Regions from separate parts of the Homo sapiens genome. Here region 1 is linked to region 2. A link is a loop called in an ENCODE intact Hi-C map of the cell type or tissue named here. Cell type or tissue: Calu3. All regions are shown on one strand. Each heading gives the region's core, and the rest is flanking DNA. Links, peaks and the distances in the headings are about the cores only.

The links. A loop is a pair of places that touch in the nucleus more often than their neighbours do. Peaks named below come from ENCODE experiments on the same cell type or tissue, not always from the same donor. Only the 100,000 strongest peaks of a DNase experiment are listed, where the experiment ranks them.
Region 1: it touches region 2 in a loop (13-fold over the local background); 21 of 110 quality-filtered maps call a loop at or near these places.

Annotation. Positions count from the first base shown.
Region 1 is chr16:73,951,739-73,960,075 of GRCh38, reverse strand. No RefSeq gene overlaps it. Among named protein-coding and RNA genes, the nearest start is that of PSMD7-DT, 260 kb to the left of the region's middle. In Calu3, for the core only: a CTCF peak has its summit at 3,281 (motif pointing right); a DNase peak (open chromatin) is centred at 3,295.
Region 2 is chr16:73,561,233-73,569,569 of GRCh38, reverse strand. It overlaps a transcript of ZFHX3 not described here. Among named protein-coding and RNA genes, the nearest start is that of TRK-TTT1-1, 87 kb to the right of the region's middle. In Calu3, for the core only: no CTCF peak of the experiment used is centred there; a DNase peak (open chromatin) is centred at 4,099.

The DNA of each region.
Region 1 (8,337 bases), core at 109-8,108, 390 kb before region 2:
TTCTAACTGGAGCGTTGATTGGTATTATATTTAATTAATAGATTATTGGAAGGTGCATTTCCATCTTGAAATAGAGTCTTGCCATCCATGAGCAAACTATAGCTCTCCACATCTTCAACTCTTTCACTGGACCTTGAAGACTTTCTCTTCCAGCAGCTGCATGTGGGGATCAGTCAAATAAGCTTTTCTGGAAGTGCACACTGGTTCCTCCCATTCCTGCCAGTTCCCTAAGCCCAGCAAGGATCCTCCCTTATCCATGCTCTGTTCTGCTTCCCGTGGATGAAGGCACCGTGGATGTGGGGATCCTCAATGCTGCTTCTGGTCAGCCGTCACTTAGGGTTTTGCTGCTGGAGTCCAGCTGCTCACATGAGAGTGGAATAGAGGACTAGAAATTGGAGGCTAAGACATAGGCAGTAGGTGCGGAGAAGAAACCTGACAACTCCAGCCATTGTGGGTGTACAATTATTTCCTGGGCCCAGTTTCTCTCTATGTTCTAAGTGTTTTGGAACATAGTCTCCAGATATGCTTGGGTTGAAATCCCATCTCCACCACACAGTAGCCAGGGAAAGGAGCTTAACTTATTTGGAACTCAGTTTCTTCATTTCTAGGGAACCTCTGGGGGTGGTTGTGAGGATTTAAAGGGGTAAAGTCGGTAAAGTGCTGAGAACAGTGCTAGTACTGGACTCTTAGGGGCTTATTTGCTGCTCTATTATCACCATTATTATTGTTACTGTTACTATGGTATTGAACTATATGGATTGAAGTTGATATTTTCCAATCTGTGCTTTATTTAGAAATGAACGTCCAAGGACATACTCTGTCTAACCTACTGGAGGTTGACAGCATCTATTAGTGTATTCAAGGCTCTTACCTGTAAACAAACTGTTTAAGCAAATGATTTCCAAACTCACCTGTCCGTTGAGCTCCCTCATTTTCTGAGGAATACCTGTTGAAATCTGCAGTTAGTATTCCATAAAAGACAATTTGAGGAACAATGCTTGTAAAAATTATATATAGTACAGGAAGAATTAGAGTACAAGAAGACATCCCAAGAAGGTATATTCTTAATGGAGTGTTTGAAAACAGAGGTTAGCTAAAGCACATAGAGTGGTGTTGGTGAGAATTCTCTGATTAGTTAAAAAAGAATCCCTTAAATATATCAAAAAATCCATACCATACGTTAGCCAAACAGCTGCCACCAATTGCAAACACATTCAGGTAATTTAAGCCATTGAAAAAGGAGAGGCAGTTTTTTTAAAGCAAAAGTGTCCTATTTTTGGTGCTGATATTGTAGCCTGGTGCCAAGGCAAAATTTGATTCATTTCATAGAAGCCCTGTTGGACTTTTTCCTGAAGGTAGGAAGACTAATTTCTTGGTATTTATCATAGTTTATTTACTGTCTGTTTTTGTTTCTTCAAATAACTCCAATTGTAGTTGGGAATGATATTTTGGGAACTTGGGGAATGCTGTTAGGAGATATACTGACTTTTCCCTGTGCCCTTTTCCCCTCATATGTATTTTGTTATTTCCATACACTTATTCCTTACCAGAAACAGCCCATGAAAATGTCTGATGAGTTAATTGCTTTGAACCAAGAACAAAATGCAAAAGCAAGGCAAAGGGGAGGAAGCTACACACCGCCTACGTGCCCCCTATTGAATTTTCCAGAATCATAAGATCACTGTCCTCCCTACTCTTACAGGGCTGAAGGAAAAGTGAACATGCTAGTTTTTTGGTTTTCTTTTTCTTTTTCTTTTCTTTTCTTTTTTTTTTTTTTTGAGACGGAGTCTTGCTCCGTTGCCCAGGCTGGAGTGCAATGGTACTATCTCAGCTTACTGCAACCTTCGCCTCCCAGGTTCAAGTGATTCTCCTGCCTCAGCCTCCTGAGTAGCTGGGACTACAGGCGCATGCTGCCACGCCCAGCTGATTTTCCTCAAATGTTCTTTCTTAGGATAGCTTTCCCAAGACTATCTTTGACCACTTTCTAATTTTCCCTCCTCTCCCCACCACCCCATGACACTGTTTATTACAGTAGGATGGTACCTTATTGTAGGCTTCTAATGGATTTGAAAGCTGCCAGGGCAGGGACCTTTTAGAGAAGGTATAACAAAGCAGGGGACTGGACCTGCGGAATAAATTCTGGGGAGGGTCATTGGTCTTTACACTGTTTCCTCATTTCTCCAAAATGCAGATTAGGCCCATTAAAGTGCTCTATAAGATAAAGTAAGCAGTAAAGCCCAGATGATTTGCCGATAAGCTATAATATCTCCAGTTCACATGTGTTAGAATAAAATATCTAGCCTAAGTTCTATGTACTTCTAGAATCTTAAAAACAATTATAGCCTTAGTTTCCATGGCTTGTGTTAGTTCTTTTAACAGACTCATGCTTTTAAATAAGATGTCTTGGGTCAAATTGAATTAGGAATGTTTTGTTGTTTTACAGTTTTATGGATGGTGTTTTATAAATGTCTCCTATTTCTTCTCAATCAGACTTCATAAAACTGCTTAAAAATCAACGAATTAGTTAGAAATCAAGTTAAAGTAATAACTTTTGATTTATCTGTCAAATATATTTTTCATGGGACTTAATCACCATTGTTTTTAAACAGAAACATTAAAATACAAAATGAGGCTTGTTTTTCATTTTTTAAAAAAGGAATCAGTAACACTTGCAATGTGTAAACATTGTTCTCTGGTAAATTATAATCAGATTGCTGTTGGATTACATGTACATTGTGCTAATGCTCAAAGATTTTTTTCTAGTGATGTCATTACAGGGTATGAGTAGACAGGATCTGTCACTATTAAAAGAGACTGTGCTAACAATTCGCTGCAGAGCAAGGGTTACCCCAAGTAACAAGGGGTAACTTGATTGGAGTAGGATTGGTTAGAATTTGTAAAGACGCACTTCTTTGTATTGAGACGAACTTTTATATGTTATATCCTAACTCCTTCCAGGTCAAGAGTCATTAAACACAGAGCATTTTATTCATTTAAAGAGTATCTTCAGTGCCGCCAAATACAGCTCTGTGTACCATTGACTTTACAATAGGATCAAATGATAGAAAAGTTGAGCCTCGCAGAAGAAAGTTTTTCTCTTTGTGCATGCCTCTGTTATCATTGTAAAGATAAAATAAGAAGTGAATGGTCACGCAAACGGGTTTTAAAGCAGATGCTTTTTATTTCATACTCTTTCTTCCTGTTTTTTACTCCACTATGGTGAATGCCTTTGGACTGGTTTTCATTGAAAGAGGACAGGAGGCAGCTGTGATTCTGATGTGTCCACTAGTGGGCACTGCAGTGCTTCTAACGTTCTGTATATTTTAAAATCTGGGCACAGGATAAAAAAATCGTATAGTGAATGGTGAGTTTCCGCCCCTTCAGAGCTTCTGTCCTGTCAAAAAGACACCAAAAATACACTTGGAAGATTATATCTACTTAAATTATTTACTAAAATTTTAGAACAAAATAGCATGCTTGAGATTGTGCCTCAGTTTTTTGCTGGCATTCATTTATATTTGTGAATTGTCACATTTATTCTTGTTTGACAGGCATACACTTTGAAGTCCACATTATGCAAAAAAGGAAAGGTACGTAATGCCAGAGTCCAAATTAACAATATTTATTAGGAGAAAATCCTGCCTTTTCCTATTAAAGAAAAACATTTAACAGGGTTGGTTTATGTAATTTTGAGCAAGAAGCAGTGCAGTTGTGGCTAAGATGTCTATTTGATATTTAGGGAAGAATTTGATGCTTTAATAAGGGAATCCTCCGTCTCCCTCATCCATCATCCACCATCCTCATCCATCCAAACACCACTGTAAATTTGTCAGAGCCTTTTCCATATTCAGTACTTGTATAAATAATGGCTGCTGTGCTTTGAAAAAAGGGAAATGTACGTTTTCCAGCTATGTTATATATCTGATCACAGTCATGGAGACATCTCATAGTTTTTGTTTTGCATTGCTCGGCCTCGGTGCATATAATTTAAGCCCCAGAGCCAGAGGACATTTTTGTGTGTCGACTCTTATTGTGGTTAGTACTTGCCAAAATGAAATTGGTTTCTTTTTTTGCGGGGAGGGTGGGTGCGGCGGTGCAGAGGGGAGCGTTCCTACAGCAGAGGAAACACAGCTCCTGCTCCATTACTACGCTTTTATCATTGCCCATCGCTTCTCCTTCTCTCCTTTGCTATCTTAGGGATTATGCGGGTTCTCTGCAATATTCTGAAATTAATCAAAGCAAGCAAAACCCCATGCCTTATTATCCATCACGGGAAGAGAGTGGTTTCCACAATCCAGACGGCTTTGTGATGTTGTCCAGTTGTGTAACTAGAATTTTATTATCTTTTAAAAGAAGCTTCTGGTTTTTATACAATGAAATCTTTTCATGTTTAACTTGTACGAGCGATGGATCGCTCCATGTGAGTATGACAAAGGATATGAATTTAACCAATAGGCTGTTTCTCTTATTTAAATAAGAAACTGATCTGTGAACAATGTCTATTTCTTTCTTTGATTTTTAGCATAGCAGAACAGCTGTATGTCCCTAATGTAGTTTGGGTCATAAAAGCTTTCTATGCAATGAGATAGGAACAAACTTACAGGATGCTTATCTGGACCTTGTGTTCTATCTCATCTTTTTATAATCATGCTCTACAAATTATTGTTTCCCACTAAATTGGTGGCCATTGTACAGATTGCAGACACTTAGTTTGATTGAAAGTAATAAAAGGAGATTATCCACTGAGTTGGTTGAGTGAAGGTTCTGATATGACCCACTGCCTAGAGTGAAAAGAATTAATCTTATAAACCCGACTCACTTCTGCCATGCTTTGAAAAACCGCCAGGAATGCATTAGACCCTTTTTGTCTTTAGTCCACTGAAAGCTAAAGGTGGGTGGGGCAGACCTGATGTAGAAACCAAATAGGCCATGGCCTGAGTGTTATGCTTTGAGTGGCATCTTGAACTGTGGTGGGGTCTTTTTTTCTTGCTCCCTGAATGATGCATTTCTATCACGACAATCTTGGGGGAGAAGGAGTGTAGTTTTTATTTAGTAGGTGTATATATATTATTCTTTGTGCCAGGCACTGTTTTATATTCTAGGTTTAGAATCAAAACTTATTTTTGTATGTTATCATGAAATAGAATATTATTATGCCAACTTGAAGAGTGTGGAAACAGGTATAAGGAAGTATAGTGCAGGGTCCTACAGCAAATAGGTAGATGACCTGAGATTCAAATCCAAGCTATCCCCACACCCCCATCAAAGCACTTTCTTGTAAATATCATATTCTCCTGCCTACTCTAAGAGAGCAAGGAGGAAACGTTATCTCCAGGAGACCAGGGTGAGATTATGCAGCATGCCCAACTCCAGGCTGGGACATGGAGGCTCTCAGGGGGAAGAAAATGAATGAATGAGCTCCTGATGAAGGGAGAACCTTCTGTCCTTTTAAGGAAATAGCATTGTGGGCTTAGAAGACAAGCTTTGGAGCCAGTCGAACTTGAAAGCATAGGCATCCTGACTCTCCCCTTAATTGATTTTGTGACTGAAAGCAACATTACTAACCTCTTTGAGTCTCTGTTGCTGTCTCCTTAATAAGCCTCTCAGGTTGTTGGGAACCTGCGGGAAGATGGCCTGTGACTACTGGATGGCAGACACTAGCATGGCGGGCTGTCCAAAGACAGGATGTGCTGCCTGGAGTGGGAGGTTGGAGGTTGAGAATGGTATTTGGCACCAGGAAAAAGGCAGAGCAAGTCACAAGGAGCAGCTTCCCACATCTCACACTGGAAGAATCTTAAGGCACCTAAACCACATGACAATTCCCAACCTAGAGGCAACAAGTAGTGGGACATAGTAGGACGTCAAACCTACCTCCATGACTTTTGGATCCTAGAGAGAGAACTCTTTCCCCAGAGCTACTTTCAGGATAAGCTTCAGGCAGAAATGGTAGCATCAACTCTGGTCTTTATTTTAACTATGTAATTTTCAGTGAGTGTCTGAAACATCATAGAATGCTCACATCCAGTCTTCTTTCCATTTATGGAGGCAGCCATGGGTTAATGAGGGAGGAAAGGGGAAAGCATCTCTTCTATCCATGTTTCTCTTTATATCTTGATTTCTGCCTGTTGTGGGGGCAAAAAGGAAACATTGTGCTGGAGCTGCTGATGGGAATCTAAATGACCACAGTCACTACGGAAAGCAGGACGGAAGTTTCTCAAAACATTCAAAACAGAGCTACTATATGATCCAGCAATCCCACTACTGGGTGTATATCCAAAGAAAATGAAATCAGTATGTTGAAGAGAGATGTGTGCACTTCCTTGTTCATTGCAGGATTTTTCACAGTAGCCAAGACATGGAATCAAACTAAGTGTCCCTCAGTGGGTAAATTAATCCAGAAGGTATGGATATATATGTACACACCATACTTTCTGTATGTATATATACTTTCTATATGTATGTGTGTATATATATATACACACACACATACATACACACACAATGAAATAGTATTCAGGTTTAAAAAAGAAAGAAATCCTGTGATTTGTGACAACATGGATGAACCTGGAAGACAAATACCTCAGTACCCCACTTATATGTGGAATCTAAAAAAATTGAACTCATTGGAGCATAGAATGGTGCCTACTTGCAGGTTGGAGAGATGGTCAAAGAACATAAAATTTCAGTTAGGAGGAATAAGTTCAAGAGGTGTATTGTACAACATGGTGACTATATTAATAATCATGTGTCTTATTTTGAAAATTGCTGAGAGTGGATTTTAGTGCTCCCACCACACAAATGGTATGTGAGGTAATGTATATGTTAGCTTAGTTGAGTCATTCTGCAATGAATATGTATTTCAAAACAACATGTTGTACATAATAAATACACAAGATGTTGTCTATGTTAAAAACCCATCGGACTGGAAATAGTTCCTTTCACTGAAACTCTTCAGATCATTTTGTTTGAGGGTGTTTTCCTTTGATCTCCAGCCTTTTATTGTTGATGTTTTGGTTGTTGATTGTAGCAATTCATTTTCTCAAAGCTGCCCCTTTTTCAATCTTGAAATCTGATCGGATAAAACGAAGGAGGGAAAAGGAAAGAGTAAGAGGTAAGGAGGTCAAGAGGATAAATGAAGTGGGATCAGGCTGGGAGGGAATCTGGATGGCTGTTATTCTGCAGGTTAGCATGCTAAGGGCTGTTTTGTGGCTTGAACTGAACAACTGGCACCTCTGGAAACCTGGTCTATGTTGTGTGTGTGTGTGTGTGTGTGTGTGTGTGCGTGTGTACACTCAGAATTCAATGTTAGTTTCTTCCTACCTTACTAGTATTCAGGGTTGCCTTTATTAACCACTAGTGGAATCAAATGACACATTCACAGTATCTTGTCTATGTGGTTCCAAAGTCAGCAAGACTGATCTTACATTTTTTGACATTGCTATTCAGGTCACTTCAACCTAAAGAAACTGAGTCTACCACTGCCTCTCTGGCAGAGAAATCATGTGCTCTCTCTAACCCAGGTCTTTAGATGTAAAAGAACTGGTAACTGGGAGGTCAAGGGCTCAATCTGTTTTTGTTTCTTGGTAAGTCTAAAAGGTTTATTGTCTAGTGTCTGCACAAACCCGGGGGTGGGGAGGGTTGGGATTATGAGTGGAGAGAGTGATTCAGTACCCTCTTTTTTTTTTTTTTTTTTTTGAGACAGAGTCTCACTCTGTTGCCCAGGCTGGAGGGCAGTGGTGCGATCTCAGCTCACTGCAACGTCCACCTCCTGGGTTCAAGCGATTCTTGTGCCTCAGCCTCCCAAGTACAGGTGCCCACCACTATGCCCAGTTAATTTTTGTATTTTTAGTAGAGACAGGGTTTCACCATGTTGGCCAGGCTGGTCTCGAACTCCTGACCCAAGTGATTCACCTGCCTTGGCCTCCCAAAGTGCTGGGATTACAGGTGTGAGCCACCATGCCCAGCCTCAGTGCCCTCTTGATTTCTGAATTTTTATGTTATGGGGGTTGCCTCTTTCTGTCCCTATGACATGGCTCTTGGGGTGTAGGTGTGATGTGAATGCTCTGTAGCGTCCCTTGGGCATCTGGCTAGGGTTTTGCCTGACAGCCATGAAAGCATGCTAGCTGCATGAAGTCCTCATCTGTTCCTTCCATTCTTATCCTTTCCGAGGGAAGGAATGAAGGAAGGACTGAGGGGGAAAGTCCCTGGAGTCAGGCTGTGGCCTTTCTCCCCCAGCTTCCCCCTTGCCTTTTGTCTTAGCCAGAGTCAAGCTACTAGTCTGCAAGTTGTTCTGCAGATGGCTCAGCAGCAGACATCCAGCTGGGCTGACTTCACCCA
Region 2 (8,337 bases), core at 97-8,096:
CTGTGACCTTGGCACTTGCTGGCTAGTATAGAATAACAATCAAAGCTTGGATTGGAAATCTGACCATTTCCAAATATTAACAACTTCTTTCAAAGGAAATGCTGATTTCAGCATTTATGTTAATGGGAACATCGGTATCTCTTTCGGAGTTTTTAGGGCAGGGGAGAGAAATTAAAAAAAAAAAAAAGCAGCCATGATCTTAATAGGATTAAAAGCCAGGCTTTTTATTTTCAAAATGCTCATTTGTTTTCTGCATTCTGTTTTCGTATCAGGGCTGTTATTCACTACTCTAGGATCCACAGCCCACGGAAGACTCACAGAATTGCATTGGTAACGACAGGAAGGTGACATAAAAGGTTTCTGTCTGAAAGGAATTCTATATTCCTTCCCATCCCATTTTCTCCTTTCTTATAAGTCAGCTTGGGAAAGAGCATTCTGAGATAGAGGGTGGAGAGGACAGACATGCTAAGGTCCCTGGCTTGACTTCTCTCTATTCCCCTTCCACATTAGGGCACACACTTGAATCATTAGAGAGGCATTAATTGAAACAGCCTGTGACCCATGCGAATCAGATGAACTGCCTGGGCTGGAGAAGTTTAGCTGTGAAGTTGAGTCGCCGGAGGCACATGACATTCTGTAATCTTCTTATCTCGGAGGCTTTCCACCGGCAGCTCACCCACGGCTGTCTGTCGGAGCCGGACAGCGGGGCATGGAGAGTGGCCCAGAATGGAGACGATAATTTACCATGTAATCTGTTTTGAGATTCCTTTGATAGATTTCACCACCAAAGAAATTTGCAAGAGGATGAGACCCCGGAAGCTCTGAAGCCAGCTCGATCCTGTGGCTAGAGGGGGGCCAGCTCCATGCTGCAGCCTCGCACAATGGCAATGACGGTGGTGAATGGGACTCACCTGGACTTACCCGGTGGGAAGAGGGCTTTTCTCCCTTTTCTCTTTCCTTCCCCTTTCTTGTCCAACTGTGGGAGGAAGAGAGGACGTCGAAAATCAAGTTCCACACGGGTTGATTTCATCAGTCAACGGGTTGATTTTTGGGTGTAGCACTGCAAAAAGGCAGGTAATTTGGGAGCTCTGGTCTGTTTGGCAAATCACCCATCCCATTGTGGGGGAATGCATGTTCCTGTTTTGGCATAGCAGGTGTGCTAAGACAAGGCAGGTTTCCCCTAGCTGCCTTATTTAGGGGCTGTTACAAATGGAAAGATGACGGAAATGCCCACAAAGACATTAACAAAAATATTCCAACTCTTAAAACTGTTTTCTGAAAACCAGGGAAAAGAATATCAGAGGAAAAAGACCCACGCTTTGGGTTTTCTCACTTGTGTTTTTAATAGTTGCTTAATGACCTATAATGTCACTTTCCTAAGAAAACAAACGTAAAGGAATTTAGTAACTTAAAAACAAAGGGAGACGGGGGAGAAGGACGTTTTCTTCCAGCCTCTGAAAGAAACCAAACTGACTACTTTCTGCGGTGCTTTGAATGGTGTTTGTGACATTCACTTTTCCTTCCTGACCCTTTGTTGAAGAACGTAATTTGAGGACTCTTTCTTTTTCCTGCCAGAAGAGTTGGTTGGTTGGGGTGGTACTTTGTTTTCTGTTTGAAGGAACAGCAGATAAAAGGAGAGGCATCATCTACATTTTGCTTAGTACATTGGTTTACGTTCAATGTCCTTTTGAGAAAAAAAAATCTTTCAATTAGCATTTTTCACTGAAACAAAGAGTTTGTTCTGTTCAAGGCTCGTTATTGAAAAATTCGAAGGTATACAATATTGTTGCCTGTTGACATGAAGATGATCTGTGAGTCATGTCTTAATTAAAAGGGCTCTTAAGCTACAAGGGACGCAGGCAAATCCAGACTCGGAATGAGAACAAAATAAATGGATGAAGTCAGTCAACATCCCTTCCAACTCAAAAGGATATTCTCTGTCTTCACATGGAGGTTGAGTATGGACTGTGGGATCTAAGGAAAGAGAAGACGCTGGACATTGGTTCCATGGAATGACCTTGGCAAACGAGAATGTTGTGTGTAGAGAAAAATGCAGTTGAAGAGGGCTGGTGTTATCCTGGTAGAGAAAGCACTGGCAGGATGTCCCAACTAAGGGAGATGAGGAGCTCTTCTGGGGATGACAGTGACCATTGTTCTCCATCTTCTATAAGTTCAGAGGAAGAGAACTTGGAGGATTAGTTCAAAGGAAGAAAAGTTGTGAATGCTTGAAATTGAACAGTGTTTCCCCAGAATTCATGTCTACCTAGAATCTTAGCATGTGATCTTATTTGGATATACGGCCTTTGCAGATGTAATCAGTAAGGAGCTGCAGATGTAATCAGTAAGGAGCTCCAGATGAAATCATCCTGGATTTAGGAGATTAGTGTCCAATGACTAGTGTTCTTATTAAAAAACAAACAAACAAAAAACAAGAGGGACCCATCGGTAATCCCAGCACTTTGGGAGGCTGAGGTGGGAGGATCGTCTGAGCCCAGAAGTTTGACAACAGCCTGAACAACAAAGGGATACCCCCCTATCTCTACAAAAAATTTTCAAAGTTAGCTCAGTGTTGGCTGGGTGCAGTGGCTCGTGCCTGTAATCCCAACACTTTGGGAGGCCAAGGCAGGCGGATCACCTGAGGTTGGGAGTTCGAGAACAGCCTGACCAACATGGAGAAACCCCGTGTCTACTAAAAATACAAAAATTAGCTGGGTGTGGTGGCATGTGCCTGTAATCCCAGCTACTCTGGAGGCTGAGGCAGGAGAACTGCTTGAACCTGGGAGGCAGAGGTTGCAGTGAGCCGAGATCGCGCCACCCATTGCGCTCCAGCCTGGACAACAAGAGTGAAACTCTGTCTCCAAAAAAAAAAAAAAAAAAAAAAGTTAGCTTGGTGTGATGGTCTGCACCTATAGTCCCAGCTACTCAGGAAGCTGAGGTGGGAGGATTGCTTGAGCCCAGGAGTTTGAGGCCACAGGAATATGTGTGACACACAGAGACACTGGGGAAAACCACATAAAAGCAGAAAGATTGGGATGATGAGTCTACAAAGCCAAGGAGTGCAAAGGACACCGGAGCCACCAGAAGCTAGGAGTGTGGCATGGAATGAATTCTCCCTCGGAGCCTCCAGAAGGAATCAGCCCGGTTGATACCTTGATTTCAGACTTCTGCCTTCCAGAACTATCAGACAATACACTCAGTAAGCCACTGAGTTTGTGGGAATTTGGTATGGCAGCTCTGGGAAACTCATACAGCCAGAAATGTACCACCCATTGTGGGTATTTTAGGTCTATGAGGAGATCATCTCAACAGGAGAAGCCATCTGATTTTCCCTTGCCATCTGCAGAGGCCTCTCAGTCTGGCTTATATGACACATGGCTATGAAGGCACTGGTGGGACCAGGGCCTTCCTGCCCGCATGTGGAGACAGACCTTCAGCCCTATCAGGAGAGAGATGAGGCTGCACCAGGAGAGGGTGCTCTGGGAGCCTCAGGCTAGTGTTTCTACAGCATTGCCACAGCTCTGCATGAGCAGGAAGCTTAGACCAGGGGTCTTCTACCCAGGTGGATCTAAATCCAAGTATCGTCAGAACTCATCTTTTCTCCTTGGGATCCCCCCCATCCCGGCCCAAATTTTTATGTGTTACTTTTTAAATCCTAGAATTTGGCCAAGGATTCTTGAGAACACAGAGAGAGTCACCAAGACCCCACTGGTCCCCTGACTAGCAACACGAGTGAGGCACAGGATGTAAGTTGCATCGGTGCATTCAGAACTCCCTAGCTTGGCAGATGTTGATGGAAGCCCTATTGAGAATTCTTACTTCACATAAAAAAGGGACTAACCTGTGTAGGAGAGTAAAAAAAGGCACTAAACCTAGACTTAGAAGGGAGATCCAGATTGGGCTGAGTTATCTTGGACAAGTCACACAACCTAAGGGGACCTTATTTTTCTCATTTATATATTTAGAACACGAGACTAGCTGAGTCTGAGGAATAAACAGGACAATGTGTGTGAAAACATTTGTAAACTATTAAGTGCCCCGAAAACCTTGAGTATTCGAGGTAACCTTTCGGGAAAAGGACGCACAGTTAATTTTTTACCCCTTAGCACCACCTTGTGTCCAAGTTACTACTCTTGAGTTTTAGAAGTTCTACGTTACAGAATGGACCAGAGGCCATTGAAGAATTCATCGGGGTTTTCTTCCTGATGCCATCAATGTGAAACTAAAGAGTAAAATTGATAAGTTTTGTAGAACCTCACTACTTCCTTAGAATTATCATCAGATGCAAATATTTGAGGGTAATGTCTTTTTTTTTTTTTGAGATGGGGTCTGGCTCTGTTGCTCAGGCCAGAGTGAAATGGCACTATCTCGGCTCACTGCAGCTTCCACCTCCTGAGTTTAAGCGATTCTCCTGTCTCAGCCTCCCGAATAGCTGGGACTACAGGTATGTGCCACCACATCCAGCTACGTGTTTGTATTTTTAGTAGAGATGGGGTTTCACCATGTTGGCCATGCTCTTCGCAATCTCTTGACCTCAGGTGATCTGCCCGCCTTGGCCTCCCAAAATGGTAGGATTACAGGCATGAGCCACCGTGCCTGGCCTCATACTGTTTCTTACTACTCAGAAAGCATGACGACTTAGAGGCATCCCCAAACCCATCTATTCCAGTTTGCTTTTTTCCTAAGAGAACAAAGAGACACCTCAAAGTTAAATACATTGCATAGCTACCAGCATTTAAGAACATGACGTGGAGATGACAGCATTTTGGAAAATTTACCATCTAATTTTTATAACCTGAGCAGACTTGAACACTAGGTGTAGAGACCTCAGTGGTACAATTTTGAAGTATAGGGAGTAGGAGTGGGTCAGGCTGGAAAACAGAGCCGGTGGAAGTTCTAATGCTCAGGGTGGCCAGAGGGCCTGATTATAGAATACAGGGGGATGTTGGGTCTGAGCTATGCCCTTGTTTGTACAGAGTTTGCTCTGGCTGGGGTAGGGATGCAGGAAGATGGGTGGAAGAGAGGCAGTCAAGGAGCCAGAGTCTTGAGATAATGGTGGCAATAACTGGAATCCCATGTAGTGATGCTGGAACTTACATCTTAGGATGCTTGATATAATTTGAGCGTAGAGAAAGCAAGGCCCATCTTGAAGGGATAGAACCGAGGGATAATGGAGATGAAGCAGGGGCTAGCATTTTGGATGAGAACTGGGATGTAAACCCCAGCGTGGGGTCAAAGCATGGAATCGGCGGAAGCTGTGGCTCAGCAAGCCTGCAGGCACCAAACCCTTGGCCCAGGGCACCTGGGGTTATGCAGAGAGCGAGGATGATGGTGACCATGATACGTGGCCGTCTATTTCCCACAAACTCAGGATAGGGAGAGGCTGAACCAAACCCAGAGGTCAAATGTTTTCTACACATCTAGATGGAGACTTGTGACAGGTAGGAAGCAAACACTCCCTCACCCTCGCTAGTCCTTGCTCTGACCTAGCGACAAAACCATAGTTAGGCTTGGCCTATGGTCTATCCCTAGTGTGTGTCCTGCTTTGGATTTCAATTGAAGCCATTTTTGAATTAACTCATTCACTTGCTTCTTTTTTATGAAGAAATTTTAAAGAAATGCTTTGAGTCCCTTGAGAAGTTGATCTAGCAGTCTTCATCCAAGATGCTATTATTGCATCATTTTTCTTTGGGTGTTTTGCCTTCCCACCTAGATTACAAACTCCTCAAGGATATTGTCTATACTTTAAAATTTTTTTTCTCTTGATAAAAAGAATCCTAGGACTCCAAAACAAAATGTTCTAAGAACGCAAGGCTAGGAGCATAACCTGTTCCAGGTGGTAATCAGTTTCCTTCTGCATTTTGACAGGTAGAAGGGCAGGGATGGGGGACTGCAGGATGTGGAGGGTGGGAGGATAGGAAGTGATGTTGTACTTAGATTATTGCTGTTTCACGCAACACAGAGCCAGGCAGGAACCAATCACATCCCTAATACTGTAGATTATTACATGTAATATTAATGAGTGTAAAAATTGGACCTTTAAGACTGCACTTTCAGGGAGGCTGAGGCGGGCGGATCACGAGGTCAGGAGATCAAGACTATCCTGGCTAACACGGTGAAACCCCGTCTCTGCTAAAAATACATAAAAATTAGCCGGGCATGGTGGCGCGTGCCTGTAGTCCCAGCTACTTTGGAGGCTGAGGCAGGAGAATGGCGTGGAGGCAGGAGAATGGTGTGAACCCAGGAGGCAGAGCTTGCAGTGAGCCGAGATCACACCAATGCGCTCCAGCCCGGGTGGCAGAGTGAGACTCCCTCTCAAAAAAAAAAACAAAAACAAAACAAAAACAAAACACACACACACACACACACACACACACACACACACACACACACACACACACAACAAAACAAAAAAAACAAAAAAAGACTGCACTTTCAGAGGCTGCCCACCTCCTTTAGCACCTCCTCCCTTGACAAAGTCTTGGTCTTTGTTTTCGTCTGTAAAGACCCTGGGTACTGCTGGTTAACTGAAATTTTCCAGAGCAATATTTTGAATCACTGGCTTTAGAACTGCCACTGAATGGTTTACACGTATTTCAAGCAAAGGTTTCCCTTATGGGAGGCAAGGATTTTCTGCTTATCTTCCTGTAATGGCGCAGTAGCCTTGCTAGGGGGTGGATTCTGAAGTATCACTTAACAGCAATCCATTTCCTTAAGATTCTTGATAGCATGGTTTGTATTTCACCACTAATAAATAGGACCAGTTTCATAGAAAGGCTTTTAAAAACATGGGGACATTTGATTTGCCTGTACTCTTTTTTATTTCCAAATAATTTTGTCTGTTCTTTTTTTTTTTGACCCTCTCAATGTCATTTTAAAGCCATCTTTCAAAAGGGAGAAATCATCTCTGCCTTCTCTGGTGAGACAAGTGAATGAAGAGAGGCTTTTCACAGCCACTTTTTTTTTTTTTTTTTTTTGAGACGGAGTCTGGCTCTGTCGCCCAGGCTGGAGTTCAGTGGCGCCATCTCGGGTCACTGCAAGCTCCGCCTCCCAGGTTCACGCCATTCTCCCGCCTCAGCCTCCGGAGTAGCTGGGATTACAGGCGCACGCTACCACGCCCAGCTAATTTTTATGTATTTTTAGTAGAGACAGGGTTTCACCGTGTTAGCCAGGATGGTCTCGATCTCCTGACCTCGTGATCCGCCCGCCTTGGCCTCCCAAAGTGCTGGGATTACAGGTGTGAGCCACCGCGCCCGGCCTCTCATAGCCACTTCTTAAGATGGACACACCACTGTGGCCCTTTGCAATTCAGAACTTCAGGGCACAACCTTCAGTCTAGAACATTTTAGTGACGACTTTGACAGAGAAATTCCTAGGGTAGGTGCTATCTTGGCAGAACCTAGGGAATATTCAGATCCAAAATGCATTGCCCAAATCCCAAATATTTTGCTGCAGCAGATACATTGACTAGACTGTCTTTGAAGGAGGATGTTAATGACTATATCCCACTTGGATGCTAAAACATGTATTCGCTTGTCTCAAAAGAGTTACTCTGTAGATTTTTAGAGCTCTTTTATTTTAAACAAAATCTATTTCAGCACTTTCTTCCCAAGTTAGGAACCTAGGTGCATTCAGGTTTTTCATTTTTCAAAGTTGAAATGCAAAACTGCTCCAGAGTGGAGAGGAGGCCCCCACAGCTTAGCCCAGTCATCCTGATGCCCACAGAGACAGATCAAATACACTATGAGGGCCCGGAACAATTAAAATGGACTTTTGATTAGTATTATTGTCATAGAACTCGGCAGTTTTGTTTCCTTTTGAGGAATAAGCCTATTTTAGGTAGCTGGATTTTTGTTGTAATCAGAAGGGAAAAGAGAAAGAAATCACTGGGAGAGAGTTAGTTGTCTTCAGTAAAGTATAAGAATAATAAACCCTAGTTATTTTGAACTTGAAAAATTCCAAATTTATGATAAGTTGACTTGTTAAGAGAAAGTTTAGGTGTCTGTTACCTTTCCACTAATTTTCTAAATTTGGACTGTGGCAAAATATGGTGGAGCATTTTAAAGCAAAAGTAATTAAACTGTTTTTAAGGGTTTGAGCTAATTAAATTTGATATGTAAGTATTTAACTCTTGTTATCTGCATATCTTTTCTAAGGCCTTCTACTTAGAAATGGTTCTTTCATTTTTGGAGATTTAGATAATTGTATATGCAGTAAAAGTGGTAAAACAATATTTTTTTAAAAAATTCATAAATGCAGATATTTCATGCAGAATGACCTTAATGCATAGTTCCCATCTGCACACGGATGGAAACTTAAAACGTTACCTGCCTAATGTCC